Regions from separate parts of the Homo sapiens genome. Here region 1 is linked to region 2. Evidence: chromatin loops called from intact Hi-C (ENCODE). Cell type or tissue: heart right ventricle. All regions are shown on one strand. Links, peaks and the distances in the headings refer to the core of each region. The heading gives the core; the rest is flanking DNA.

Region 1 (15,380 bases), core at 2,399-10,398, 55 kb after region 2:
AGACAGGGTTTCACCGTGTTGGCCAGGCTGGTCTCAAACTTCTGACCTCAGGTAATCCACCCGCCTCAGCCTCCCCAAGTGCTGGGATTACAGCTGTGAGCCACCACGCCTGGCCTAAAGCAAACGTTCTTAAGCTTGGTAAGGCCCAGGGTGTATGGGGGTGCTTAGCAAATGTTCGTTTGTTAACAGACACGTGGCAGAAGCAACACGCCTTCCCAGCCAGCTACGTCATTCGAGCCAGGGCCTGCAGCTGCTAGAATGCCTCCCATTCCTCAGACTTGTGCCGCATGTGCCATCTGTATATCTCTGGCTGCAATGCCACAAGCTCTGAGAGACTCAGTCCGTGGGTCTAACGGGTCATATTAGGATTCATGGACCAAATCTCGCCCTCAGACTAAGGGCAGGAATCTGCCATCCCCCAGGTTCTAGTCATGGCCATGAATTTCAGCATCAGCAACACTCACTCATAGAGCTCTGAAAACCGTTTGTGGAGAGAGACAGAGTTGATATCCTGGCCTTGCAGCTTGAGTCGGCCCCAGTGCTCCTTTAGCACTTCCAGCTGCTTCCACAGTATCAGAAATGATCTCAGCAAAGCAAAGGACATCACCGCATCGCACAGGCCCTCCAGCAGCTCAGAGGTCTTTGGGCTGCTTCGGAACTGACTTCTGAATCCTGGCACTTTGGACCAATCTGGCTGAAAGCATTATGGAAATCCTTCTTTATTGATCATGGACCAACACAGGCTAACCTTTCACATGCAGCCTGTGCAAAACAAAGTCTTTGGAGAATTAACTTTTTCCCCAGGAGGAATGGTTTACAGGCCCACAGCACATATAGAGTTGAGAGAGGTTGACCATCCTTCATGAACAGTTTATGGAAAGGATAGGAATGTCTCAACTGCAGCTTTTTGCTTGGGTCTGGAACCATTCATTTTGAAAACTCGCTTACTTGCATACTAACGTTTTATCTGCCTTTGAAAAACTGAGCCTTTTGTGTTTTCCCTCTGCATTCTGGAAAGTGCTCTTCAATATACCTGAGATTAAAGTTCCCATCACGGTGGGGCCAAGAAGTAACTTTCCATTCAGGATTTTACCCATCTTATGGGTAAAGAAATAGAAAGTTAATTTATCCTACCTCCTGTTTCTTCTCCTCTTTTAGAAGTTAGGCAGGAAACATTTCTCTTAATTAGAATTTATCATTCAATAAGAAAGATTACTTTAAAATTATGATTTCTTCATTTATTCATTGGTGCTTTCCTTAAGTAAATAATTGTGGAGGGGCTGCTATGAGCCCTGGAGGACATGGAGGAAACAAGGTATTCAGGTCCTTGTTTGTCCTGCTGTCCTGCAGCCAGCGGTCTGAGGGCCAGGGTCACCCAGAGTGAGGAACAAAATGAGGATCACGTCCAGGCCCACTGCCTGTACATAGTGTCTCAGTCACAGAAAAAGGAGCTCTTCTTGGCAGACCAGGTTGGCAAATCCCATGACGTTATGATAAAAAGAGGCTTAGAGAGCATTTAGGTGACAGTACCCGAGACACTCACGTTTCCTGGCTAGAAACAGGGAGAACAACCTGGTATAATTGGATCCTAGAGCAGTGGTATTAACATATCTAAGGAAAAGCCTGCCTGCCAGGAAGAGTATTGGTCAAATTGTCCAAGGAAGAATTGATAAGCAAGAACCAGGGGAGAGCGAGTTCCTGTAGACTGCTGGTAACTCCTCAGTCTTGTAGCCTGCCTCCCCAACAATCAGCTAGTGCATGGATTTCCAGATTTTATTTTATCCTCAGAGCTCTTTCATCAAATGAATTCTTACACACTGGCCCAAATATTCAACAGACCAAGGCCAAGCATGGTGACATGAAGGGGACAGCCTGGAGGCCATGTAATTGCCGCCCCCGCTCCCCAGCTCAAGAAGCCCCAGGGTATCTCTGAGGAACCCCAGGGCTCCTTGGACCACAATTTTAAAAGCCTTGAGCCAATTCATCACCTTTACTTTGGAGCTTTGGAGACTGAGGCCTAGTGAGATCAAAAAACTTATAGCATAACTGGGGCAGGAACTCAGGAGTCCTGACTCTCAGGGCAGTATAAATTCTACTGCTTCCTATTGTCTATGAATAGCTAAATACTCCTAAATAAAAACACACGAAATAAAATTAATTAAAATAAATAATAATTTTAAAGCAAACTTGTTTGTTAATATGTTCATATGATGAGAAGTCTTTTCTACCAACGTGCTTTAATTTAATAGACAAGAGAAGGAACAGGAGCCAAAATAAATAACAAGGTGGAGGATGGTGGGGAATGTCAGGAAAAGATGGTAATCCATCATAGACAGGGCCAAAATATGGCAAACAGAAGGACCTGAGGGCCCAGCATGTGTTTGGATCCTGGCACAATTTGGTCTATACCCAGCTTTGCAAATGATCACACTGGGTGAAGATCTAATTATGCTGTGGAATGTAGATGGCACATATAAAACCACTTCTTTTTCTACTAATTGGCCCCAAGTGGACTTGTGACTCAGTTTAGCTAAAAAGACACAAGGAAAATCTAATGGGGGGGCTTCTAGAAAATATTCCCCTCCTTGATAAAAAGCTAGATCTCCAAGGAGAAAGCTTTTTTGCTCCTGTTTTTATCTTACAAACATGAGGGAGATGTTTCCCAATACACCTAAATGGCAGAGCCTGAGTCCTTGAAGTCACTGTCAAGGGGCTACACCAACCTGAACTGCCTCCTTCTAGACGTCTTATTATGGAGGATTAATATGCTTCCCTAATTTAGGTTATAGCTAATGGAACAACCTGTTACTTGCACCAGAAGCACTCTAACTGGCACAGAGAAGCAACAGGGTAAGCGTGGATGATCAGAAGAAGCTTCCTAAAGAGAGTGGTTTGGAAGTGGAAATCTGAAGGATAAGTAAGAGTTAATCAGGTGATGAAGCAGAAAGAGGAAGGAGAGGGAAGTTTTCCACTAGAGTGACCAGTTTGGGAGAAGTACAGAAGAGAGCATGGTGCATTTGACAAATCGAAAGACATTGAGGGTAGAAATATTGGCAGGAGTCAAGTCACGAGGGGCTGATGAAAGCATTTGGACTCTTCTCAGGGCATCTGGAATCCATTGAAGAGTTATAGTAAAGGAAGTGATATAATCAGGCTTGCATTTAAAAATATTACCCTGGTGAATGGATTGGAAGGAGGTGAGAATAAGTGTATTGAATCCAATTGGAGGTCAAGATCATAGCCTAGTTAGTGATCAGGGATGATGATGGTTTGGACTCATAGAAGTGGGTACTGTGGGGGAACAGAGAAAGAAGACAAACTTGAAAGATATTAAAATAATTGATAGTAAAACTTGGTGACTGGTTGTGGGGTGTGGGACAGAAGTCAAAGATGGTGCCCAGAGTTTTTGGCTTGGCCAACTGGGCAGGTAGTGGTAAACGGACAGGGAAGGGCAAGATTTAGGGAGTAAGATGACCTTAGCTTGAGAAACGCTGTCTCTGAGATGGAATAAGTGGAGATATCCAGCAGGCAATTGAACATGTGAGTCTGATAGGATTGATATTTGGGCTAGACATACAGATTTGGATCATTGCATGTGAATGTCATCAAAGTTATAAAAGTGGATGGGTTTTCCTAGGGAGAGGGTGAGGAATGGAGCAACCTAGTAGAGAAGAGGATGAGGGAGCTCTAGGGCCAGACCGTTGGGTTGGAATCTGAGCTTCTTTCCTCATTAACCATGTGACTTTGGCCATGTTACTTAACCTTTTTAAGCCTTAGTATTCTTATCTATAAAATGAGAACAATGAAACAACCTATCTCATGGAATTATTGTGAGGACTAAATAAATGAATACATAAAAAGCAATCTGAACAGACCTCAACTTCTAGGCAATAATAGCAGTGGTATTGATAGTATTCAGGGCTGACTTAACAGCTTGGGCAGAGGAGGCACAGTGCCTCGGGCCCACAAAATGCTTTATTTTTTTTTAATCAGAAAAAAAGACCTTTTAGGCTAAATAAAATGCTTTAATATATGATATTAATATATTTTTCTTTGTACTAGCACAATGTTAAAATATAATTTTTAATGGTTTTTCATGGAGGAGGGAAGAGCCCACAAAGGTAAAAGTGTTAGGGACTGCGGAAGTCAAAATGTGGCCCTGGTAGCAGTGGTGGGATAGATTATAAAAAAATTTTAGGGTTGGCAGAGGTAGAGGACCCTACAGAAGGGTCTGAGAAGAGGGGCTCAGCAATGTTGGAGGAAAGCTAGGAGAGACTCATGCTGTAGAAGCCAAGGGCAGAGAGGCTTTGAGAAGGACTCTGTGTCAAATGCTGCCAAGGGGTTAGGTAGAAAGGTGACTGAAAGTACCCAGAGGATTTAGTGACAAAGACCATCTCTTGATGAGAGAGGTTTCAGTAGCAAGATTGGGAAGACAGACTGCAGTGCTTCGAGGAGTGGCAGGAAGGTAAGAAAATGGAGATGATGGGTTTAGGCATTGCTCAGAAAGTTTGGCTCGGACAGAAAAGCTCTTCAAGTGCGGGCACCAGCTAGTTTGTCTAGCATCCAAACATGTCTCTGCCTAGTTCCTGGATATATGCAAAATTGTTTAAAGTCATGACACTAGGAGCGCTAGTGGCCCTTGCACCTTAGAGCTTCAGAATGATAAACCCAGAGGAGGCAGTGCCTGCCCAGGAGACCATAGGCCAGTAGTTGAGTGATGAGGACAAGAGCCCAGGCCTGAGATGTCCACCTGGGGCTTCTATCAGACCCCTCTGGCCCTTCCAACTCCAGTCCTAGATGTATGACTCACAAAGAAAGCATCCAGTTGGCGCTTTTGTTTCATTTGGTTTCAATAGACCTCCCACAACTTTTGGCGTATTTTTAAAATTAAAATAGATGTATATACCATAATCATGGAACTTAGAAAATGCTTTGCAGTGGCTACCCCTGCTCCACTGTTGCTCCCAGGTGGTGTTGGCACAGTCCTGGGACCTACTGAGAGAGGCTGTGGGAAAACATGACTCCCCGGACCATCTCCCCAACAGAGAGGTCCTTCAGTTCAATATAGTACTATCAATATGGAAACGATACCCCCAGAATACCTGTGTATTTTTGCCCAGTGTGGCTTGCTGTCTTTGGGGGGCCTCCATGGTCACATGATAGCTACTCAGAACATCTTCCAGTAGCAGTTGCACACCCACCAGTTCTCCATGAGCCACCTTGCGGTCACGGTCACTCAGCCCACAGAGGCACAGCTAAAAAAAAACAAAAAAACCTTCCATTTGAAGACCATATATATATTTTACATATGGTTTTCAGGAAGAAAACTAGGAGTAACTGTATTTACAAGAACCCATTCCCTCAACTGCTAGAAAATTCATAAAAACCAGAGTAACATTTCTAACTTAAAGTTTTCTTTGAGCACATCAAATTTTGGCTCTGTATGAAAATGCCAAGTTTCCAGCCCTTACAGCAGATCTGTACATGGTGAATGTATAGTGTGATATCAATTTTCCCTTAAAAGTACAGATATAAACACACATATGCAGAGGGAAAATACCAGGGAAATAAAATGTGAACTGTAATTGTCTCTTAGTTGTGGAACTATGGTTGATTTTTTATTTTATTTTATTTTATTTTATTTTTTAAGAGAGTCTTACACTGTCACCAGGCTGGAGTGCAGTGGTACGATCTCAGCTCACTGCAACCTCCGTCTCCTGGGTTCAGGTGATTCTCATGCCTTAGCCTTCTGAGTAGCTGGGACTACAGGCGTGTGCCACCACACCCAGCTAATTTTTGCATTTTCAGTAGACACAGGCTTTCACCTTGTTGCCCAGGCTGGTCTTGAACTCCTGAGCTCAAGAGATCTGCCCACCTTGGCCTCCCAAAGTGCTGAGATTACAGGCATGAGCCACCACACCCAGCCATATGGTTAATTTTTTAAGACCACTTTTACTATTTTACTTAAAAAACCTGTTCTACTTATGGATAATTTTGAATATATAGAAATCAAACAGAAAAGTTCCCATCACCCAGCCCCAACAACCATTAACCTGTGGCCAGTGCTACCCCATCCCACCCACTCCCCACCTCCATATTGTTTTGAAGCGTTATTTATGGTTGATTTTCATGTTGTTCTTAATACTTTTCTAAGCTTTCTATTTTTTAAATAAAAACAATATTTACTTAAATAATCAGGGGAAAACATTTAATAATGAAAAGAATCAAACTATTTAAAGGAAGTTAACAGCAAAAAAGAAAACAATGAAAAGAAATTCTCCCTACGAGTCCTGCTTTAAAAAGTTCCCTTCCCACAACTGTTTATGGACAGGTCAGGAGTCACACATCTCTGAGCTGCCAGCCTGGGAGTTTCTCTAAGAGGCCCAGCCCATGACTGGAGATGACTGGCCATTCTCCCAGATCACTACTGTTACGAAAACTGCAGCTGAGTCTACAACCCAGGCCCATGCCAGTTGAGAGCATGCTTCCCTTCTATCATAAGAAAATGTGACTCACCTCGTGACCCTGGGTTTACAGCCTCAAAATCAAACACCCTGCTTATCTCACACATTATTCATCGTGGGTGAGAGTAGGAGGATCTGACCTGTGAACCCAATGGCAACCATCTTTGCAGTCTGCGCTCAGTTCTCTCTGCAACAATGGAGAAGACCTATCCTACCTGCATATTATATTCTAGGGTATCTGGGCTGTTACTCATAACTGGGAATGGTCCTCCATCTTCCAGAAATGCTCTCCAAGGAAACAGCTCAAATGCCTAAGAGAACAAAATAATAAAGATGATAATGTTGTACTTTGTGTTCAAAATTAATAGATATCTGTATATGAATAGGATATCTGTGTCTGTACCGCAAAACAATTTTGGATGACTTATTTATTATGTGTAAGTATTTCTTGATAGTTCCTAGAGATATAGAAGAGACAGCAATAATTTATTTTTTAAATTGTTTTCTCAGCAGATGGTGAAACACAGAAGAGTACTTAAGATTTCAGTGTAACTAATCAGCACCAGTGTTCAGAAGTTCCAGAACAGTATAACACCAATGGGACATATTTAAAATCAATAAAAATAAATTTACTCAAATGCTCTCAATATCAGGAACCTTAAAAAGTTGTCCTTCATCATTATTGTGCTCCAATTCTCGGTAACAACTCAAGACCAGCACCACAAATTATTACATGTGAGTCTCTGGCTCCTCCATATCACTAACCAACAGCTAAGGCATCCTCTGTCCTTTGTGACACCATCTGCAGCCCTGGAACCAGTGGGCCTGCCTATCTGACTCCATTCTACACTTCCAGACCTGGTTCTGGTTTTAGTCAAGTCCTGGAGTTGGAGTTGATTCTGACAGCAAGGAGCCGGGACTCCTATATCCACCTAATCCCAGGCAACACCCAAAGGAAGCAAGAGCAGATCCAATGGTCACGGTCCGACCCTGTCTTCTGGGTCTAAATGAGGGCCATGGCTTGGGCCAAAAGTCACTGTCTTGCAGCCACTGAAGGTAGAAATGTGGGACTTGCTTGAGGTTGATGTTGGTGTCCCTTGGCTTAGCATTATAAAATCAGAATATTAAACTGGAAATTTTGGAGTCAAAAGACCAGGGATTGTGAGGTAGTTTGAAAGAGATATCCACTAGTTCTTTGACACTCCTCCTGTAAAGAGGTGGAGCTTACTTCCCCTCCCCTTGAATGTGTTCTGGACTTAGTGACTCACTTCCAGTGAAAAGAATATGACAGAAGTGATGGAGAGTCTGAAATCTGGTAATAAAAACACTGCGACTTCCATCTTGGGTTCTCTCTTGGACTGTTTGTGTTGGGGGAAGCCATCGGCTGTGTTGCAAAGAAGCTCTGTGCAGAAGCCCATGTGAATAAGCCTGGAAGTGGATCTTCTGGTGCCCACCAGCAGCCATAGGAGTGAGCTTGGAGGCAGGTTGTCCTCCAGTTGAGCCTTGAGATGATTACAGCCCTGGCCAACATCTTGACTCATGAGAGACCCTGAGCCAGAACTACCCACCTGAGCTGCTCCCAGATTCCTGATCCTCAGAAACTATGTTAGATAATGAATGTCTATTGTTTTAATCTGCCAAACTTTAGGGTAAATCATTGTGCAGCAATAAGTAACTAATACAGCTTGCAACCTGGTGCTGCCATGATTCTGGAATAGTCTGATCTCTGGCCTTCCTGAATCTTGAACTCTTTGGTTGTAGAAGGTGGGTAATATTGTTCCTGCCTAGGAGCAACAATAGTTGCCAGGATTACCTTCAATAACAGGTGTTATAACCAGGGCTATTGAAAACCCAGCTACTGACGTCATTTATGTATTGCAATTGCTATCATGACGATTTATTAAGTGGAGAAGATTGTTTGTTTTGCTATCAACTGTGAACAGACAAGCTGTTGCCACGATCAGCCTGTTGAGTGTTTGGAGACAAAGACCCTGACTGGGAATCACAGCCGGCCCTGGGGCCCAGACTCTTCCACTGTGCAAGTGAAGCAGAGCCAGTGAAGACAGAGGGCATTAAAGTCTTGAAAGCCCCTGCAGAATCTAAACTAAATGGAAACAAACTGACTAGATTCCCTACACACTGCACACCATTTACAGTATAAAAATACATCTGAAACACACCTGGAGGCTCCGTGGATCCAGTGGCTGGGGCAGGCTGAGCTGTGAGGCAAAAATGCTCTTCCTGAGAGAGTTGCTCAGTGCTGGTAGCCCATGGCACATGCCGTCTGTGACAGACTGGTAGGCAGGAACATTTCCAGCTGCCAAAAATGTTCTTCTACCAAAACATGGGGGGGCATTTCATTAAAAGCAGTTACTTACACTTCTAAAGTTCAAAACTTTCCTCAAAGTTAGAGAAGCAAGAAAACATTTTGATATATTAACAGGTTCCTTCTTCAGCCACATCAACCCCCATGCCCCTTGCCCTCGACTTTCACAGTTCGTAGCCCTCACGGGGAGGGTTGGCATACTCTCGACTAGCAATGTCTGCCAGAAGAGTCTGCAATGGTGGAAATGTCCTATATTTGCACTGTCCAGTAGAGTAGCCTCTGGCCACGTGTGGCAGTTGTACACTTGAAATGTGACTACTGTGACTGAGGGAATGAATTTTTAATTTTCTTTTTCTTCTTTTTCTTTTTTTTAAGGGCTAGTCAAGTGAAGCAGTGTGAGTGGAGAAAGAATAAAGCAATCTGTAACTGGTTGTGATCAATTAGTTGTAAACACGACTGCACTCAGACCAGCTTGAATTTTTAATTTTCTTTCATTTAAATTAATAATAATTTTAATTAAAGTAAATTAAATAGCCACATGTGGCTACTGAACTGAATAGTGAAGCTGTAGCTCTAGAAAAAAGCTATCAATTGTTTATTGAATGAATTATTTTAAGACCAACAGCTGAGACAATAGTTCTTTATAAAAACTAAATTTTAAATTTTAAGCCTCCTTGGGGTTTGGAGGAGAAAAGTTCTTGTTTGGTTTTAAACAAAACATGGCTTTGTATATCAAGAACCACAAACCCTGAAGACTGGAGCATGAAATTTATACCATAAGTCAGAGAGAAGGAAGTATGTATGATAGATTAGAATGATTTTTCTTGCCTAAAAGGAAATAACAGTTAAACAAGGAAAGACTATTTCTAGAGCTTAGTTCTAGTGGATGCCTAAGGAAAGATGCTGGATAAGTTGGAGGAGGGTATCCCAGAGCAGAAGGTACCTTTTGCTTGGATTCTCTGTGAGGTGGCCTCCCAGGAAGACTGGCAGCCCCTCAAAGTGGGGAGAAAGACCTCCACATGTGGGTACCCAGAGGGGTGCTGAACAGCAGGCTAACCAGAAGAGGCCAGCTCACCCACAGCAGAGATAAGGGAAGTGGCTGTGTCTTCCCAACTGCCAGGAAGATTTGAAAGCACTGCCACAAACTTAGATCACCTCTGAGAGGATGGAAGAACAAGAAGAGTGTCATGTGAGCCCTAAACTTAAGGTCCAAAATTTGTGCTGCCTTGACTTCTGGCAAAATCGGGAGGCCTCAAATAGCTTAGCCACAAAGTTCCCCACTCCCCACTCCGCTCCCACAGATAAGGTCTCCAGGTTTAACGACCTTCCTTATCAAAGGAACCAGGTGCAATTCCTGCTTATCCCTGAGTAGTAGTTTCAGTTCCCTGCCAGACCACAGCATTATTCAAATCAATCACCCCTTCCTGTGTGAAGCACAGAACATCACACTCTCCTGATATTACAAAACCTGCCTCCCACAGCCCTTGCTTGTTCACTCTGTTCCCAAGTGGCCCTGTGTAGGGGGGCAGTGTCCTCTTCCTCTGGATTGTGTCTGTGACTAATAAATTACCATTCACCCCATCTGTCCAGGGTCAGGTGTTGTGTGTTCAGCCATCCCCATGACCCTAAGGCAGAACCCTTCCCTCTCCAGCAAGTGAAGAGGAGGTGATTAAAACAAAGGGGAAGAGGGAGAATCTTGAATTAACTGATTTTAAATCGCAAACGGATCACTTTTAAACTCCAAGTGTGAGTCAGTGATGTGGCATTGGAAAGTTTAATCTTCTTGCCATCAGTAAAAGCTATTTTGAACCTCAGGGAACTCACAGGGCACATGCTAGAGTTTTCCTCCAGGTAACAACATAATGAAACCTGGAAAGTGGCCCGGAGGAGGACAGGCAAAAGCTCTTTGCTTATCAGATACCAAAAACGAGGGCCGTGGCCATGAGTTCAGCACTGCTCATGTGAGGGCCCAGGCTCCTTTGTGTCTCCCAGGAATCCCCAGACAACCCAAAGCACACTTTATTTTTAATTTTTATTTCTTTTTGTGTTTAGAGACAGGATCTCTGATGCCCAGGCTGGAGTGCAGCAGCACAACCATAGCTCACAACAGTCTCAAACTCCTGGGCTCAAGGGATCCTCCCACATAGGCCTCCCAAAGTGCTGGGATGAAAGGAGTGAGCCACCACACCCAGCTGTCAAAGCACACATAAATATCTGCATGTTTAGAGAGAGCTGAGTAAGTGAGCATGAAAATAAAAACACATTCAAAAATGAAGAGAAGGCTGGGTGCAGTGGCTCACACCTATACCCAGCACTCGGATCACTTGAGGTCAGGAGTTCGAGACTAGCCTGGCCAACATGGTGAAACCCCATCTCTACGAAAAATACAAAAATTAGCCGGGTGTGGTTGCACACAACTGTAATCCCAGCAACTCGGGAGGCTGAGGCACGAGAGTCACTTAAACCTGGGAGGCAGAGGTGGCAGTGAGCTGAGGTCATGCCACTGCACTCTAGCCTGGGAGACAGAGTGAGACTCTGTCTCAAAAACAAAAACAAAAATGAAGAGAAAAGCAACAAACATTCAAGGAATGAGAGGCTCGTGTTGTTTTCTTTAGAAATTCCTTGATGTACTCCTAAAGCAGGCTTGCTGCAGGAAGGATTATATTATCAGGATATCTCTTCAGCTTTCTCCTTTTTACCCTAATCACCCTGAACATCAACAATACATTCAGACTAAAGGCATGTTTCATGCTATATATTTTATACCGTGCTATAGAGTAACTTTGAGGGACTTCTTTCTTTCCTTCTACCCCTAAAGTGCAAACGAATTGTATTCTTTAAATCAGGGGATAAAAAACTAAACTTTTTTTTTTTTGAGATGGAGTTTCGCTCTTTAGCCCAGGCTGGAGTGCAGTGGCGAGATCTCAGCTCACCCGCCTCCCGGGTTCACACCATTCTCCTGCCTCAGCCTCCCGAGTAGCTGGGACTACAGGTGCCCGTCACCATGCCCGGCTAATTTTTTTTTTTTTTTTTTTGTATTTTTAGTAGAGACGGGGTTTCACTGTGTTAGCCAGGATGGTCTTGATCTCCTGACCTTGTGATCCACCCACCTCGGCCTCCCAAAGTGCTGGGATTACAGGCTTGAGCCACCGCGCCCAGCCTAAACTTTTTCTTAAAGGACCAGATGGTAAATATTTTCATCTTTGCAGACCCTACGGACTCTGTGGCAACTATTCAGCTCCGTGGTTGTAGTGTGAAAGCGGTGACAATCCGTAAGTGAATGGGCATGACTGTGTTCCAACAATGTTTCATTTACGGACATGAAAATATGAACTCCATAGCATTTTCATGGGTCACAAAATACTATTCTTTTACACATTTTTTTCAACCATTTAAAGATGGGAAGGCCATCCTTAGCCCACAGACCATACAAAAATCGGCAGAGACCTCCAGCAGTAGTTTGCCAACTCCTTACTTAAATAGATGAGATTGGATAGAACTGCTTTGTCACCCAAGCATTTACCTTCAATGCAAATGACTAATTCACCTGGCACTAAAGATAACTCAATCCTCGGGCATTTCTTGAATTGGCTAATCAATAACTCCTGCAGGTTGGTGGACATGTCCAGAGATGAATGCTGGGCCCTGGTCAGTGTGATCCAACCCTTCGGATGACAGCTATCAATTTCCATCAGCCCTTTGGCTAGTAGAGGGGGGTTGAGACGGGCAGAGTGAAATGTTTTGTGCCTAGAAACATGCACATAGCCAGTACCCAAGATGATCTATGCCACAGAGAAGCAGGAGCCAAATTTTCAGCGACTTTACAGGGCTACTGTCCTGTCACCCCTGAGCAACATCCTTCCTCCCCCTATACCCCACCCTCATCTGTGAAGCATGCCGCCCTTATTCCAGGTAAGAGTTCAGTTTTTCCTTTGCAAATTCTGGAGAAGCCTTCAGCTTACATGGGCAGAAAATTCCTGGGGTAAACAGTCAGGTTTGCTCAGTCTTGGTGAGCTCCAGGAAGGGTCAGGGAACTGTCCCAAGCTTCCTATCTCTTTCCATTCTCTGAGGACTTCCCTTGTTTACAGGTTCAGCACTAAGTAAAACAATCAAGAGGGATGACATTTATCTTTTAGCTTCTCTTTTTCTCCTGCCTCTTGCCTTTTCTTCAGCATCCTCTTCTCTGTCCATGCTGCTGCTTGGTCTCCATCATAGATCTCGGGTTTTGGAGTCAAACACACCTAGGTTCTAATTCTAGTCTGCCACTTACTAGCTGTATAATTCCAAACACACACAATCTGAACAGCTCTGAAGAAAAAAGGCTGGGGAAATGTAACCAGTGGAGGACACAGTGGGGTGAACCATCTGGGTGATTCTCTCCAGAGGGTCACAGAAAAGTACATAAAACCAGAAATAGGACACAATGCCCTCCATTTCTGTAGACCGAGTGTGAGGACAAAGAAAGCCCTGGCAAAGCAATTCCAGGGGATTTCCTGGAAGCAGAGTGGTTCCCCTGGGAGAGCAGTACCAAACAGAATCCTTCATAGCTAAAATCCAAAAAGGACTTTTCTTCACCAGTATGTAAAATCCTTGCAAATTCTGACCTTGGGCTTTCAGAGCCCAGAGGACTAACAAATGGCCATCCTGATAATTGTCTGAGGCTTTACATCTTACCTGCTTGACTAAGCTACAGCTCAGGAAGCTATTTGTCAATATAAAGACAACAAATTAGCCTGATTTTTGTCCTGCTGAATTTACATTCTAAATCCAAGAGTCCTCTGATGTCAGAGTAAAGAAGATTGAGAGTAGAAAAAGAACAAGACAGTTCAGTGCAACCCCCACCTTGTCATTCTCCATGGATGCCCACAAGTGCAGTGGAAAGCAGCTGCAACCTACAGGTAAGAGCACAGACAGCCCTCTGAGGCCCTCTCAGTGGCTAAATACTCACACCGGGAGCTAACCCAAAAAAGTTAATTTTGACAATTAAAAAATAAGCAGAGACCTTTAGGGCTAACCCTCCTTCCCTCTCATACAAAACTTATTTATACTGGAAACATTATGAAACTTAATCCAAGCTAATTTTCCCATCAGCATCATGATTAATTAACCAATTGAAACATTCCTTTTGTATGTGGAGTACTTAACACAATAGTACCTACAAGGCTAGAGGTAGATGGATTTATTTATAAATTTAACGCTGGTAGCCAATTCCATTAGCTTGAGAGGGGCAGTAAAAATTCTGTCTCTTTGAAAGGTAAACAAATGTTGAAAAAAAAAAACCTAATCATCTTTAGAAGTACAAAAATGTTATTCCCAGTAGAACCCCCTGTACACTGAAAGCAGCAATCATTATATGAACTGTTCTGAAATTACATTTGCTAAAATCAAGAGTGTTATTAGCCAACAAGAACATATTCTCACAGACAGGCTTTGCGGCAGGTCATGTTTGGTAGCCATGGCGTTCTGGATCTGCTTGTGCCCATGACTATTTTAAGCTCATTATCTAACCTTGCCAAGAGTGGCCTCCCTATATGGTCACTCAGCAAACACCTCCGCTGCAGAATTTACTAGAACAGGATTAGTGCTCCAGCCCTTACCGGATGAGATGCCTTACTGCAGCGTCAAACTGCAAAAATATAACCTCCCTCCGGAGGAGGAGTGCCTGGGCCACCCGGATAGGGTCTTGGGGGCTCTGGAGGCTGTCAATCATGTTCTGCAGCTCTTGAAGCTCAGACCCTAGAAGATGGACAACATTTTAGTCTGACAGTGTGAAATATAGGCTACTATAGCTAAACCAGTAAACCAACATTTTGTCCCATACTTGTCACCTAATCAGACTTCCCTTGTTTTGTTTGTGGGTATACTAATTATATGTTTTGCAAGACCAGCAAAGCCTTATGCTGTAGAATCAAAGGTCTGATTTATGTCTCCTTCCTTCCTCAGGAAGATAAAAATTTGCTTGGCTTTTCAGTACAATAAGAGCAGGCCATGGAAAGAAAGTTTTAAAATTTATAAGGCCATGGTCTTGAAATAGAACAAAAAGGAGAAGTGACAGGAATAGGAAAGTCTAGTCCTTAGTATATCTGTTAGGCACTTGAAACCATCAAAGATTATGAATCAGCACTCATCTCTCATTGCCATGCTATATCCAAATCAGCACTCCCTGTCACTGGCTCATGGATTAAAGAAGACTCAAGACCATCCAAAGCAAGTAAAAAACACATGTGCATATGTGTATATATAAAGATATGCACACATATGTATACATACACATGCATATACATATGCATACATATCCCTCTAGGAGATTCTAGTCATTTTAGGAGTAAATGTGAGGGATCCATATTTGCCTTATTTCTTAGACCCTTACTGCAAGAGTAGGCTACATATACATAGATTTGTATTCATTTTGGGTAAAAATCTAACTTAGGGGCCTGTGGGTCACTCAGTGCTGGGATGTGGAACCCAGCCTGAGTCTGGATGACCATCCTAGCATCTAAGTATGTATATCCTAGTTACTGGCATAGAGAAGGAGCTAGTCAGAACAGGATAGCACAGTGGAAAGTGATGAGCCCTTGGGGAACATGGCT
Region 2 (15,380 bases), core at 2,521-10,520:
ATATTTTTAAAAAACTGATGCTAATGAATCTTCTACCTGCTTTTTGTGATTTCTTTTTCTTCATGCTTATGCCACCTTTTTCTCAGTTTCAGTGAAGCCATTCTGTCTTCACGAGAAGGAATACAAAACAGTTGTCATTAAAGTTACCAACTTGTACAGCCACCAGAACCAGTGTTCTTTGATAACTGTTACTTTTTTCTTAGATTATTTTAAATGGAAATCGCTTTTTCTGTTTCCTCTTGAAACATTTTACTGCCTGAAAAGAATTCAGATATTTGTTTTTTCCTTATTACTTGATAATACTTTCTCATGTGAAATTTGTTGGCAGGATATGCCTTTAAAAACAGTTATTTTACTTGTTGAAATTATAAATTGCATATTATTAAGATTATTTTTGTAACATGAAAAATTGCAACCAAATATTTTACCTTATACTAGTAAATTCAAAAGTCATGTGAATTCTCAGCACTATTGACGTTTACACTCACAATTAACTAAAAGTACATAGTCTGAAGAAATTGTTGCATATTTTAGAAGTGTTTGATACATTCCCAGGGCACAATTTATGTACTAGGAGAATTTTTCCCATTGTTTTTATATTTGTACTAGTACAGTAGCATTGACCACTTTGTATCCTTGGGTGGAATGAAAAATGGGATATGGTTGTCTTCCTCAATTAGGGATAAATTCTAGCTGTAAAGACTTGAGGAAATACTTTATAGAATTTAACACATGGCAAAATAGAGGCTCAGGTGCATCTTTAAATTACAATAGAGGACCATGAAACTTAGGATTGTTGTTTCTTTTGTCTTATCTAACAGGTACAACAAATAACACTGTGACTCCAACCTCACAACCTGTGCGAAAGTCTACCTTTGATGCAGCCAGTTTCATTGGAGGAATTGTCCTGGTCTTGGGTGTGCAGGCTGTAATTTTCTTTCTTTATAAATTCTGCAAATCTAAAGAACGAAATTACCACACTCTGTAAACAGACCCATTGAATTAATAAGGACTGGTGATTCATTTGTGTAACTCACTGAAGCCAAAATACTATCTTTTAAGATGTCCCACATGGAAGACGCTATTCCAGGATCTTTAAATTTCCATGGATGCATATAGGATGTTTGGGAGCATCATCCGTGAAGAAAAAATCAATTAAATCATTGTGTTCAACAGGAATATTTAAAATATTCTGCATGAATCCTGTGGCTGTCTTATTTTAAATAGCTGCTGCTGTGGGATTATATTTTTTTTCCTTAACATGCCAAATATAACTTTCTGAAAGTGATGGAAAATGTTGTCTTGTGCAGACAACATCATGGCTCTTGGCAGTTTAAATTTAGTAATTTTAATTTAGTGAACAGAATTGAGAAGAACGTGCCAAATGAGAATCAATTAGGTGGATTTTTGGCTGTCATTTCAAAAGTGGAATAAATTTATTAATTTAGTAGTACTAAATGGTATCCTTAGATTAAAATTTTGTGCTTGATAACAGCTGTTTTTTCTACATTAGAAATAAGATGCCACACAAGGAACTACATTCCAGATTTAAAGAAATGAAAGGATACCATTAGTGTGTATAACAGATTATTGTTCATACTTGTAAAGCATCTTATGTCATTGAGAATATAAAGAACAGTGCCTTAGAAGACAGTGAAAGGTAAGCTCTAGCTTAATGTCTATGATTTGTTCTTTGACATTAAGGAAGGTAAGGATTGGTCAGAGGATGTAACTTGATGTGAGCAGTAGTAAACCTGTTTTAGATATCATACTGTTAATATTTTATTGAAAATTTATTTCAGAGCGGAGAAACTTAAGCTAAAGTCTGTTATACAGAATTGAAAGCCTTCGTATCTTGAACCTCCCAACATTTTTCTTATGGCTGTTGAAAAGTATAGAGCTAAATTGATTTAATTACACTTTCCTTTGTACTTTAAAAAAAAGTATGCTAGCACTATTGTACCTTGAAAGGATTTCCACCAGACTGTCTTGAGTAGTGACTTCTTTGGTGAGGCAAGAAGGATATACATTATTTTAGAATCATTTACTATTTAAATGAGACAATCATATTATTTTAGAATCATTTATTTTAAATGAGACAATCATTTTAAGTTTTAAGATAACAGAAGTGACCAATGTAATTTCACAACACCTAAGGATTTTTTGGTTGATCAGGTTACTGTAGATTTTTACTGATTGTCCTGGATGAATAGACTGTGCTTTTTCTTTTTCTCTCCCTTCCTTCTTGGTTTCCCATAGTATAATAAGCATGCATACTTTAACTTCTATAGTTTTCTCCTTTAGAGGGTCGTCTTCAGTTTTAGAGGTTTACTTCTCCCTTGCCTTTGACTCATTGGACTAGTGCAGAGGCTTTAAGTAGTTTAAAATGGGCTTTTGCTTTTCTAGGTCATTAACGTTTTTTATTTAGTTTCTTTAGCCAATAGTGGCTGAGTTTCGCACTTGATTTTCAATATTTTATAGTAAGAAATGACAAACTGCTTTGTTTCATTTCATAAACAAACTCTGCATTTAGATAACTATTAAAGGTTGTTAAGATGAAGATTTACTGTTTCTTTGTTACTCGTTGGTACAGCTGTTTGTTTTACTTGCACATTTGTACATATACTTAATGTTTTCAAGTGCCTTAATTGTTTAAAATCTCTGGCTTCAAAGTTTCTTGGGGAAAGGTCGGTTTACCTCACATTTTTTGTTTCCATTAGTAATATTCTAGGTACCTCACAAAATGTATTATGGTGCCATGGCTGTTAGTTTTTAGTGAGTGCTGTAGGATTAATTCGAAAATAGGCAGAATTCCATTCCTCCCAAGGTGGCAAAAATTAGCTATACTGATGTAATTGTCATTTACCTGGGTATGAATTCCCTGACACACATTCATGTCAACATATGTAGCAAATTTTGTGAAAACATAACAATTTGAAGCTTCTGTAATTTTGAGCACTGCTCTAACAACAAGCATAATATAAAATTAGTTAGATTTTGCAAGTCTACAAATGAGCTCTTGCAACAGAACTCACAGCCTTTTTACTTTTTTCCCCTAACTTTAGCAATGTAGTATCTTGAGCCATTAATTTTTGGGTTTTTTTAAAATCCAGAAGGTATATAGAAACCTTTTCAGATTTTTCATCTGATTTGTTCTTGCAGATGTTCTTCTATCAAATACCTTATTTTACCTTACAGATATTTGTTGCACAGGCAGATACTGCTGTATTTAGACATTTCTATTTCAGTTCATTAAAAACTGCAAAACCAATCTGTATCATGTACCAAACTGACTTAAAATAAATCTACATGTTTATTGAATTAATAGTGTGTTACTGCGTTTTGCTTATAAAATTTAATGCTTAGTGGATTTATCTTAGTCCGCTTGGGGTGGGCTTTCTACTCATTTTATTGCACCTCTAGACCAGCCGATAGTAACTAAGGCACATGTTCATATCAATAGAAAGCAGAGCCTTGGAAGTAATAGGTGGAGGGAGGACTTGGTACACTTGTGGGAGTGATTTGCAAGTTGATCTTCCACAAATCAATAGAAATTATGCTGTAGTTTTCCAATAATTTTTGAGAGGAATACTATCTTGGTTTTATAATCTGAAAGCTAGTTTGTGACTTTCTGCCTTTTTAGTTCATATTGCATATAAAGTAAAAACCAAGAACTATTTGGTATAAATTACTATCAAGCCACATGCTGTGACTTTGAAGTGTGGTTCTTGTTATTTTGTGGGCAAAATTATGTTCTATTTTATATCAGTGGACTTGAACTAAGAATTTACTCCTCTGTAAGCCTTAAAACCTGTAAGGGTGGACTGAATAATTCACTTTAGAAATCATGAATTTTGGGTTTTGTATTAGCCTTAAATATAGTCACATTTGGTTTAAGTAATACAAAACTTGATGCTAAGCTTAGTGACTCTGGTAAACATTAGAAACAATTTTTTTTTTGAGATGGAGTCTCACTCTGTCGCCCAGGCTGGAGTGCAGTGGCGCGATCTCAGCTCACTGCAGCCTCCACCTCCCAGGTTCAAGCGATTCTCTTGCCTCAGCCTCCTGGGTGGCTGGGATTACAGGCACCCGCCACCATGGCCAGCTAATTTTTGTAATTTTTAATAGAGATGGGGTTTCGCCATGTTGGCCAGGCTGGTCTCGAACTCCTGGCCTCAGGTGATCCACATGTCTTGGCCTCCCAAAGTGCTGGGATTACAGGCATGAGCCACTGTGCCTGGCCTTGTCCAGTGTTTTTTAGTCATTCAAGAATCCAGCCTCATTTCATCCCAGCTGGAAGAAAAAGTTCAACATAGTGTTTATAATGTATTATTTTTAAAATTTTCAATTAGTACATAGATTTTCTTAAATATACTTCTTAGAAAAGAAATTGCATTTAAATATTATAGATGTGGTGTCAGTCTGCTTTGACCATCCCCAGCCCTTTTCTCCTCTTGCCTTCCTCCGCTTACCAGAGTGGTGATACAGAGGTAATCACTGTAACTGGTTTACAATTAATGGATTTATAATCACATAATTGTATGTACCTTTGGAAAATAATGTCATGTAGGTTTTTTTTTTAATCCTGTAATGTTCATTCACTTTTTGGAGATCTTTCAAAGGTAGTGTATGTGGCTATACCAAGTTGTTTTTTTTTATTTTTTAAGTTCTAGGGTACATGTGTACAACATGCAGGTTTGTTACATAGGTATATGTGTGCTGTGTTGGTTTGCTGCACCCATCAACTTGTCATTTACATTAGGTGTTTCTCCTAATGCTATCCCTCCCCCAGCCCCCAATAGACCCCAGTGTGTGATGTTCCCCTCCCTGTGTCCATGTGTTCTCATTGTTCAACTTATGAGAACATGGGGTGTTTGGTTTTATTTTCTTGTTTTCTGTTTTGCTGAGAATGATGGTTTCCAACTTCGTGTCCCTGCAAAGGACATGAACTCATCCTTTTTTAATGGCTGCGTAGTATTCCATGGTGTATATGTGCCACATTTTCTTTATCCAGTCTGTTATTGATGGACATTTGGGTTGGTTCCAAGTCTTTGCTATTGTGAATAGTGCCACAATAAACATACGTGTGCATGTTCTTTATAGTAGCATGATTTATAATCCTTTGGGTATATACCCAGTGATAGGGTGGCTGGGTCAAATGGTATTTCTAGTTCTAGATCCTTGATGAATCGCCACACTGACTTCCACAACGGTTGAACTAGTTTACAGTCCCACCAACAGTGTGAAAGTGTTCCTATTTCTCCACATCCTCTCCAGCACCTGTTGTTTCCTGACTTTTTAATGATTGCCATTCTAACTGGTGTGAGATGGTATCTCATTGTGGTTTTGATTTGCATTTCTCTGATGACCAGTGGTGAGCATTTTTTCATATGTCTGTTGGCTGCATAAATGTCTTCTTTTGAGAATTGTCTGTTCATACCCTTTGCCCACTTTTTGATGGGATTTTTTTTTCTTGTAAATTTATTTAAGTTCTTTGTAGATTCTGGATATTAGTCCTTTGTCAGATGGGTAGATTGCAAAAATTTTATCCTGTTCTGTAGGTTGCCTGTTCACTCTGATGATAGTTTCTTTTGCTGTGCAGAAGCTCTTTAGTTTAATTAGATCCCATTTGTCTATTTGGCTTTTGTTGCCATTGCTTTTGGTGTTTTAGTCATGAAGTCTTTGTTCATGCCTATGTCCTGAATGGGCTATACCAAATTCTTAATTTCTGTGTTGGTATATGTAGTATGGATACCATAATTGACACAGGTATTTACCTATTGAAAGACAAGCTTTTTGCAGTTTTTAGTTCACAGCAACAATTTTACAGACCATCTTTGTACCTGCCACCTTGTTTATGTGTGACTTCCTCCAGAGTAGAAGTGGAGGCGTGGAAAGCTGCTTCATAGGGTTTCCTCACTGAGGATTTTCACAGAGATTGCTTTCCACTTCTCACCAGCAGCAGATCACTTGATATGTGAACAGTTTTTAAATTTCAATATTCTGGTGAGTGGAATGATTTCCTTGGTGAATCGTCTATTTTTCTTTTTCTTCTTATCAATTTGTAGGGGTTTTTGTTTTGTTTTAATCTGAAAATATGCCGGCTGCTAATCCGTGGTGAATAGATTTTTAAAAATATTTTCTTGGCCAGGTGCGGTGGCTCACACCTGTAATCCCAGCACTTTGGGAGGCCGAGGCAGGCGGATCACAAGGTCAGGAGGTCGAGACCGTCCTGGCTAACACAGTGAAATCCCGTCTCTACTAAAAATAGAAAAAATCAGCCAGGCGTCGCGGCGTGCACCTATAGTCCCAGCTGCTTGAGAGGCTGAGGCAGGAGAATGGCGTGAACCCAGGAGGTGGAGCTTGCAGTGAGCCAAGATCGTGCCACTGCACTCTAGCCTGGGCAACAGAGTGAGACTCCTTTTCAAAAAAAAAAAAAAAAATTCAAGTTTGTGTCTCTGATAATGGTTTGTGTCAACCAGTGTACGATCAGGAGACAAGCCACACAATATAAACAGGAAAAGTTTGATATGAAGAGATATTAGCTATAACAGTGGTTTGCAGTGATGAGGCATATTATCTGCAGAATTTTAAGAAATTCATGAAGCAGTAAAAAGAACTTTTTTATTTTTTATTTATTTTATTTTATTTTTTTGAGACGGAGTCTTGCTCTCTTGCCCAGGCTGGAGGCTGGAGTGCAGTGGCACAGTCACAGCTCACTGCAACCTCCACCTCCCAGATTCAAGCAATTTTCATGCCTCAGCTTCCCGAGTGGCTGGGATTATAGGCATGAGCCACCAGGCCCAGCTAATTTTTTTGTATTTTTAGTAGAGATGGGGTTTCATCATGTTGGCCAGACTGGTCTCGAACTTCTGACCTCAAGTGATCCACCCGCCTCAGCCTCCCAAAGTGCTGGGATTACAGGCATGAGCCACCTCACCCAGCCAAAAAAGAACTTTAAAGAATACAGAGATAGCAGATGTAGGAAGCAGCCACCCACCCACTCCCTCAAGCTGAATTTCAGAACTCATTAGCGAGCATACAGTCCTGGCCCTCCGGGTGGGGAAGCTCATGGTAGGTGCAAATCCATCTGAGAGAGTGCCAAGGAAGCCATCCATGTTTGTCACACCAGTGGCAATCTTCTGGGAAGTCATCCAAGGTGGTGAGGGGTAAGCCATACATAGGAGGTTGCCACAGTAGTGGCATTCCACTGTAAAGCTGTGAGCTGCTGGAGCAGGGCACTGAGGGTGTCTCCCTAGTGGAGCAAACCAGAGCCAGGAAAAGAAATCCTTCCAGCATCCTGCCAGTTCCCTTACAAAACATCATGCTGCTTCCCCAATACTGAGGCCAGACTTCCCTGAGGAGGCTTTCTAGTGTGGCTTAGTAGGAAGGACCAGGCTCAATTCCTAGCTTTGTGTGAGCTCCAAGTACTGTTTTCTCTAAACCTTTTCCCCAGCCTTGTGTATAAAAGGAGAAATCGTCATATGGTCCAGTGTCGTCATCACAGAGCAGGCAATGACAGGTGGATTGGGAGCTGAGGCAAGAAGTTGATAATAGTCACAGTCCACCCCTTTGGCTACTCAGCTTCCACATTTGCCCATCTACACACTTTGACGCTTCTGAACAACAGTGGAACAGCTCTACATTTCCACCTAACAGGATACAGCTATACTTTATTACAAGTCACGTTTGCTCCTTTCCCCAACACGAGAAGCCCAGTACCAGCAGTCATTGTATCCATTGTTGGCTATATGAATTACTCAAGTTCTGTCACTTCCACCAAATGCTCTGTTATCAAAAGACTGATTTGTGGCCAGTGCAGTGGCTCACACCTGTAATCCCAACACTTTGGGAGGTCGAGATAGATTGGTCTGCATGATACATTGGTTTCATCCAAAAGTGGAAAGCTAAAGCACTGCAGCCCCACATCCAGACCAGTCTGTCTTGGGCAGATCACTGAAGGTCGGGAGTTTGAGACCAACCCGGCCAACATGGTGAAACCCCATCTCTACTAAAAATACACAAATTAGCTGGGCATAGTGGCAGACACCTGTAATCTCAGCTACTCGGGAGGCTGAGTCAGGAGAATCACTTGAACCTGGTAGGCGGAGGTTGCAGTGAGCTGAGATTGTGCCACTGCATTCCAGTCTAGGCCATAGAACAAGATTCTGTCTCAAAATATAAATAAATAAATAAATAATAAACCTTATTGTCAATTTAACCTCCAAAAACGTGTATATTAAATTAAAATGGAAGGAGAAAATGAAAATGGTTAGAACATACGAATAAATACATACAAGAGGAAAATGGGAAACATTCAAAGCTACTATAGCCGTCATTTCTACAAAGCTTCAACCTCTTTTAACTCCCTATTTGAGATTTATTTTGCCCTTGGCCAGAACCTCAGCTGGTCAGAGTTCTTAACCTGGTGGAGTGACCCAAATACTCAAATTACTGAAGAATCTTGAGTCCTCCTGTGCTACCTGTTTTGGTTGCTGTAATTTTTCATGAGCCTTTACTATTGGATGTGGAAATACTCAGGCACCCAGAGAATCTCCTGTGTTCCAGAAATAGTCCTTTTTGCCTCCATTGTGTACTAGCAATACACTCACTTTGGTAATCAGGATTGATCATTCCTACCAGTATAGTTACACCTTTTGTTTCTTATTGGTTCAGTGGCATCAGAAACCCAGATGGCAATCTCATCTTAGATCCTACATCAGTGGAACAATTGTTGTGTCTCTGATTGAAGGATCCCCTGGGAACTAAGACTGCCAAACCAGCAAGCTTGAGTTTGCTAAAGTAAGAAGTATAATCATGAAAGGAGCCACTCCCACTTCCACCCTGTGATTCCTAGAACTGTATACTCTGGCTCAAAGCATGTACTGTCATGTGGAACTCCATCCTTTCACTGTGGTATCTGCCAGCTATCATCATAAGTGGGTATTCAGTGAACCATTCCACCTTTCAATTAGATTAACCACTTCTGGGTGTTGGAGTATGTTAATTTCATAGGCATGAGCTCATTGCAGCATTTCATTTGCTGGGAAACTGATTCCATGCTTAGAAGGAATGCTATGGGAAATGTCATGGTAGTGGACAAGGCATTTTGTGAGTAGGTGGATTGGATAGTAGTACTGGCAGAAGCATGAGCAGGGAAGGCAATCCATATCCAGAATACATGTCTATTCCAGTGAAGATGAATCTCTGCCCCCTATATGATGGAAAAGATCTGATGTAGTCAGTTTGCCACCAGGTAGATGGCTGTTACCCATGGAATTGGTGCCATATTGCAGCCTCAGTATTGGTCTTGGCTCTTGACAGATCGGGCAGTTGGCAGTAGTGCCTGTCAGCCTTGGTAAGGGGAATCCCCTGATGTTAAGCCCACACACAGCCTCTGTCCCTGCTACTGTGGCTGCATTATTTATGGACCCATTGAGCAAGTGGTGTAGTAGCTGGGGAATGTGCACTGATATTATAATTAATGTAACTGATAACCTCAGCACATTGTTTTGTCAACTTGATTAATAAGAGCCTCCTCTGCTATGGATGCCCTTTGGTGGGTGTATTAGTCCAAACCTGCTGATAGACATACCTGAGACTGGGCACTTTATAAAAGAAAGATTTAATGGGCTTACAGTTGTTCCACATGGCTGGGGAGGCCTCACAATCATGGCAGAAGGCAAGGAAGAGCAAGTCACGTCTTACATGGATGGCAGCAGGCAAAGAGAGAGCTTGTGCAGAGAAACTCCTGTTTTTAAAAGCATCAGATCTCATGAGACTTACTATCACAAGAACAGCATGGGAAAGACCCTCCCCCATGATTCAGTCATCTCCCACTGGGTGCCTTCTACAACATGTGAGAATTATGGGAGCTACAAGATGATATTTGGGTGGGGACACAGAGCCAAACCATATCAGTGGGCATTAACCTAGGGCACAGATATCTTCAGTCTGCGCCCATTCCCAGAGGTCCATCCACAGATAATTCCCAGACTTCCTTGTCACCAGCCTTCCAGACCTGTTTCTTCTAAGTCCCTATCTAGCCAAGCCATTAGCAGCTACCCATTAATTAGTGTAAGTCTGTACTTCTGGCCATGTCTCAGTTCAGACAAGTGGCCAAAGGTACTCCTTGAAGTTCTGTTCCCTGGGAGGATTTTTTTTTTCTTTTTGACCACTGTCCTTCAGGGTGGCCCTTGGGTGGGGCTATAGTGTTTTAGCTATCCACTTTTGCATGAAACCAACATATGCAGACCAATGTGTAAACCAGACTTGATTTTTTTTCTTTCTTGGTCAATTGGTTGTGAGAACAACCCCCAGGATACCATAGGTATGGGTTGAGGGAGAGAAGGCAATGAAAGCGGAGTTGGTGTTGAAAGAGTCTCAGCCACCTGTTCAAGCAAGCTACGCTACTTCTGTTTTCAGACCTGCTAAAGCAAGCTAAGTCTATTGTGTACCATTTCTGTCTGATGATAGATTGCTGCTTTGCATGTCCAAGTTCATGACTAGGCTAGCTAACAACATCCACATTATGATGGGAAGCTCAGGCCACATGATCCCCTGCCATCCCATGGTTAGGTATTGTCTCTACCAAGGCACAGTAGTAAGACAGACTTTCTTAAAAGCAGAGTAGTAATCTTCAGAAGACATAGGTTTGCTTCCCTATGATTCTACTGGTGCTAAAAGAGCCTCCACACAATATCCCTATAGGCCGTGATACTTTCAGTATCGTTGGATCTGCTGGATCATAAGACCCACATGGTAGAGCAGCTTGTGCTATAACTCAAACTTGCAATAGAGCCTTTTCTTGCTCTAGTACCCACTCAAAAATGATAATCTTACAGGTGACTCTAGATGGGCTGAAATAGCACACTCAAATAAAGTATATGTTGCCTTCAAAATTCAAAATGACCTACCAAGCATCATGTCTCTTTAATCATGGTGCACAGTGTGAAGTGCAGCAACTTATCTTTCATTTTGGAGGGGGATATTTTAATTTGTTCCAAATCATTGAACCCCTAGAAACTTCACTGAGTTTCTGAATTATGGGATTTTTCTTTCACCTTTTAGTTTTTATATGTTTTATTAAGCACCTAAGTACTTGCCACATCCTGCTCATTATTTCTAGTCAGCATAATGTCATCAGTGTAGTGGACCAATGTGATATTGTGTGGATTATCATGATGAACAAGGTCTCTGTGGACTATATCGTGGCAGAGAGAAGGAGAACTGACAAAGCTTTCAGGCAAGACTGTAAAGATATACTGTGGCTTTGCCAGGTAAAAGCAAACTGCCTCTCATGGTGCAAAAGGCTTTAAGGAAATAACTGCATGTCAAGTCCCAGGAGCATATTAATTTGTTTCAGTAAAGATACTAAGTCTGTGACAGCAGCTGCAGTTGAAATCACCACCTCATTAAGATGTGGAACTGATACTCCCTAGTTATTTTCTAAGATCTGTCTTCTGCACAGGCCAGAGTGGTGAGTTAAATGATGAAGGGATGGTTGTCATCACTCTTGCTTCTTTCAAGTCTTTGATGGTGGCATTAATGCCCAGGGCCATTTCCCCAGGGTTATGGTATTGCTTCTGTTTTGCTTTTTTGATAGGGAGGGCAAGTTCCAGGGGCTTCCAGTAATCCCTTCCTACCATAATTGATTCTTAGCTCATATGTCAAAAAACCAATATGGAAATTCTTCATATTGTTAACTGTATTTGTTCTAATTAATTATTCACTCAGAAACTGGGGACGTAGTCACAGGGTGGGTCCATGTACCAATTTGGTCCATTGTAATTCAGACCTGAGCTATGACTCCTTCTATATCACCTTACCACTGTAAGCCTTCATTTTGACTGGTAAGCCACAGTGGTGTTTTGGGTACCCAAGAATTAGCATTAATTTAGGCCCTGGGTCTAGTAACCACCAAAATGTCTGGATATTTTCTTTTCTCTGAAGAACAGTAATTTAAGAAAATGATTGCAGGTCCCTTAGGGAACGATTTGGAAGAAGATTTATAACATGAACCTGCAGCAGTGAAGGGTCCTTCCTCAAGGAGATCCATCCTCCCGTTTGGTCAAGGGCCTCTGGTCTGTGAATTGACTTAAATCTGGAACCTGGGTCAGAGGCTGTGACTCTTCACTGTGGTGACTCAAGTTTTGGCTACTAGACCTATAGATTTTTCTGTTCCATACATTAAGCAATTTTCTGTTATATACAGTAAGCAATCTTATATACATTAAGCAATTTCTGTTATATACATTAAGCAATCTATGATTTCATACCTGGGGACACATTAACTACCAAAGATCTCTGCAGGCCAAGGGATTCTGACTACTGATACATCCCTATTGCCCTTTATAATGGATGTGCCCGCCTTGTCTTTTGCCAGTTAAAGCCTGCCACTTCGCTCTTCCACTTTGGAATTGCATTTTCTTCATTGAAATCACAGGGCCCATCTCAATGGCAATGAGAAGCTTGATGAGCTTATAAATACAACTGTCACTGTAATTTAGCATGCCCCTAATAAAAACTTGTGCTTGATTTTTAGCAATATTATCCCTGTGACTATGAGAAATAAGAGATACTTTTAGGGGTATCATGGAAGCTCTCTGGTTTCAGACGATGAATTAAGCCTAGAATTAAAGGTCATGACTTGTCATTTTCTTCCAGAAGTGCTGAAGTGCATTCAAAAAAATCCACCTCACACCACAGTTTCTGTAGTCAGCATGACTACCATTATAGTCAATGTAGTAGCAATTTAGGCTCCTAAAGGCACATGCTTCAGCAGGTACTTTAGCACAATCGGCCACAGGTAATAACGTGATTGTGATGCCACTGCATGCAAAGAATACTAACATTCCAATTTCCTGTTGGCTCAGCACTGTATTCAAGCCTAAGGTTGCAACCAACCAAATCCCAAGTTCCATCTGTGTTCTGTTTCAGTACATTTTCTGTTGTTTATAACATAATACCTGAAATGGGGAAATTTGGGAAGAAAAGGAATTTATTTCTTAAAGTTATGGAGGCTGGGAAGTCTAAGGTTGAGGAGGCACATCTGGTAAGAGCCTTCTTGCTGGTGGGGACCCTCCATAGAGACCTGAGGCAGCACAGGGTATCACATGGTGAGGGAGCTGAGCATGCTACCCAAGTCTTCCTTTCTTATAAAGCCACCAGTCCCACTCCCATGATAGTCCATTAATTTAACAACCCACAAATCCATTAATCCATGAATGGATCGATCCATTAATCCATGAATGGATCGATCCATTCATAAGGGCAGAGTCCTCATGACCCAATCACCTCTTAAAGGTCTCACCTTTCAGTACTGCCACATTGGGGATTAAATTTTAACATGAGTTTTGGAGAGGACAGACATTCAAACCATAGCAGGTCTATCCTCTGGGAACACCCTGCTCCTGGTACCAGTTCTATATCAGTCATGGGCCATTCAGGAGACAGAAAGCACACAGTAATTCAAACAGGGAAAGTTTGATATAAAGAATTATTAACTATAACAAAAGATTGGCATACTGCTTGTAAGCAATAAAGAGAACTCTAAAGAATACAAGGATAGCGGATGTAGGGACCAGCCACTACCCTTCAGGGCTGAGATCCAGACCTCATTGGAGAGGATCTGGCCAAAGCTTATTGGATGGCTGAGAAATTCACAGAGACTGCAAAGCTATTCAAAGGGGTGCTGGAGGGGACCCGTCACAGGAGGTGCCATGCAAGTGGCACTCTACCATGGAGCTACATGCATCACTGGAGCCAGGCACCACAGAAACTGTATATACTACAAGAACCTGGTGCTGCAGAAGCCATGCACACTGCAAGAGCCTGCCTAGAGGAGCACAAGGTAACCTGGAAAAAAACCCTGCCACCTCCTACAGGGTCCCTCCAGCACCCTCTACTGAGAGCTTAACTTCTTGCCAGTTGGCAAAGAGGAAATATTTATAGGGTCCATATTTGTTATTGCAGAACAGACAATAAAGAATGAATTTGGAGCTGAGATATAAGTTGATAACTGATACAGTATTTTATCATACTGAAGTTTTAGTTCTGATACCAAAGTTACCAATTTTCCTATTGGCTTTTATATTCTGTTTAAAAAATCAGTTTGTGCATGTGTGGCATGTGTGTCTGTATGCATGTGTACGTATGTGCATTTAGATCTTTAATCCATTTGGGATTTATAGTGTATGGGGTAAGGTGATGATTTAATTTATTCCAAATAGCCTCCATGTTCTCTTTAGTTTGAAAAGCCACATACATCGTATTTAAATTTATGCATGTAAATATGTTTGTCTGTTCCATTCATCTGTTTATTAATTGCTTTACACAAGACAGATTTTCTTGTCTGAACAAAGGACTTGGATTAGGACTTTATACTAAAGTCTGAGGAAGTATTTGGCATTTGTAGGAAGAATGAAAAGATTGTTAATAGAGGATGGCAAATTTGTTTTCTAAGAAGTGAAACAAATGCTTTAACGTTCATTTGTGTTAATCTCTATTAACATACTTTGGTTTTTCACTTGTTAGTAAACACTGCTTAGAAGCAAGGGCCTCCATCTTAGCTTTCCTGCTTACCCACTAACTCTAGAATTCGTATTCAGAGGCTGCTGGCTGACCAGAGGCAAAGGCTAGCTTGTAGAAATGCAAATCAATGCTTAGGTTTTAAAGTCTGGGACCAACCCCTACTTCACCTGGGGTTGGTTCAAGATGTAATCATCTTAGTCCTTCAACCCTGTCTTCCAAGTACAGATAAGAGAATTTCATACATAAAATTAAGTAAGAGATTTAATGGCATTTGGAGTCATTTTTATTCATTCAAATACTCATAGAAATAAAGGTTGGAAAAAGAAGATATCATCACCAGTCAGCTCTAAATGGGAATCTGGATGGAGCTGTTTGAACCTGAAAAGCTGTCAGTTGAACATTTTCTGCCATATTGGGTAGGAAAACATCGTCAGTTCTTTTTTTGTGTTTAATAGGTACCTGTAATATAAGTAGATATTGGTGTTAAGAACATGGTGAATAATTCTTGTTATAGCATCATAAAAAGTCACTGTTATTAATGAGACCAAGATCATTGATTCAGTCTGGGTTAGGCCATATAGTATGCCTTCTTGTCTGTATTTTGCCATTGTCCTAAAGGGAATTGGTCAAGAATGAATCCATCAGTGGAAAGCCATTTCCAGTTAAGGAAGAAAACACAGCTCATACTTCAAGTAATCTAAAAATTCCTTAATTTTTTATCATTTGTGTTAGTGCAGGGCTAATTTTTAGAAAATTAACTGTGTTCTTACATTTCAGCCATGTATAAATTCCTCTTCAATGAGTATTTATCTGACTTGTCTCATAGGCCTTGCTTAAGAAGTCAGACC

Evidence for each region. A loop is a pair of places that touch in the nucleus more often than their neighbours do. Peaks named below come from ENCODE experiments on the same cell type or tissue, not always from the same donor. Only the 100,000 strongest peaks of a DNase experiment are listed, where the experiment ranks them.
Region 1: it touches region 2 in a loop (2.8-fold over the local background); 3 of 110 quality-filtered maps call a loop at or near these places.

What each region holds. Positions count from the first base shown.
Region 1 is chr6:109,299,377-109,314,756 of GRCh38, reverse strand. It overlaps the pseudogene CCDC162P and the pseudogene RNY3P11. Among named protein-coding and RNA genes, the nearest start is that of CD164, 75 kb to the left of the region's middle. RefSeq lists cis regulatory regions at 10,081, 10,074-10,097, an enhancer at 10,033-10,177 and a silencer at 10,327-10,517. In heart right ventricle, for the core only: no CTCF peak of the experiment used is centred there; a DNase peak (open chromatin) is centred at 6,412; H3K27ac peaks cover 568 bases.
Region 2 is chr6:109,354,459-109,369,838 of GRCh38, reverse strand. CD164 (CD164 molecule) reads left to right here. Exons shown (of 6, transcript NM_006016.6): 6 at 822-3,325. The coding sequence ends at 988. It also overlaps the pseudogene CCDC162P. Among named protein-coding and RNA genes, the nearest start is that of CD164, 20 kb to the left of the region's middle. In heart right ventricle, for the core only: no CTCF peak of the experiment used is centred there; no DNase peak of the experiment used is centred there; H3K27ac peaks cover 343 bases.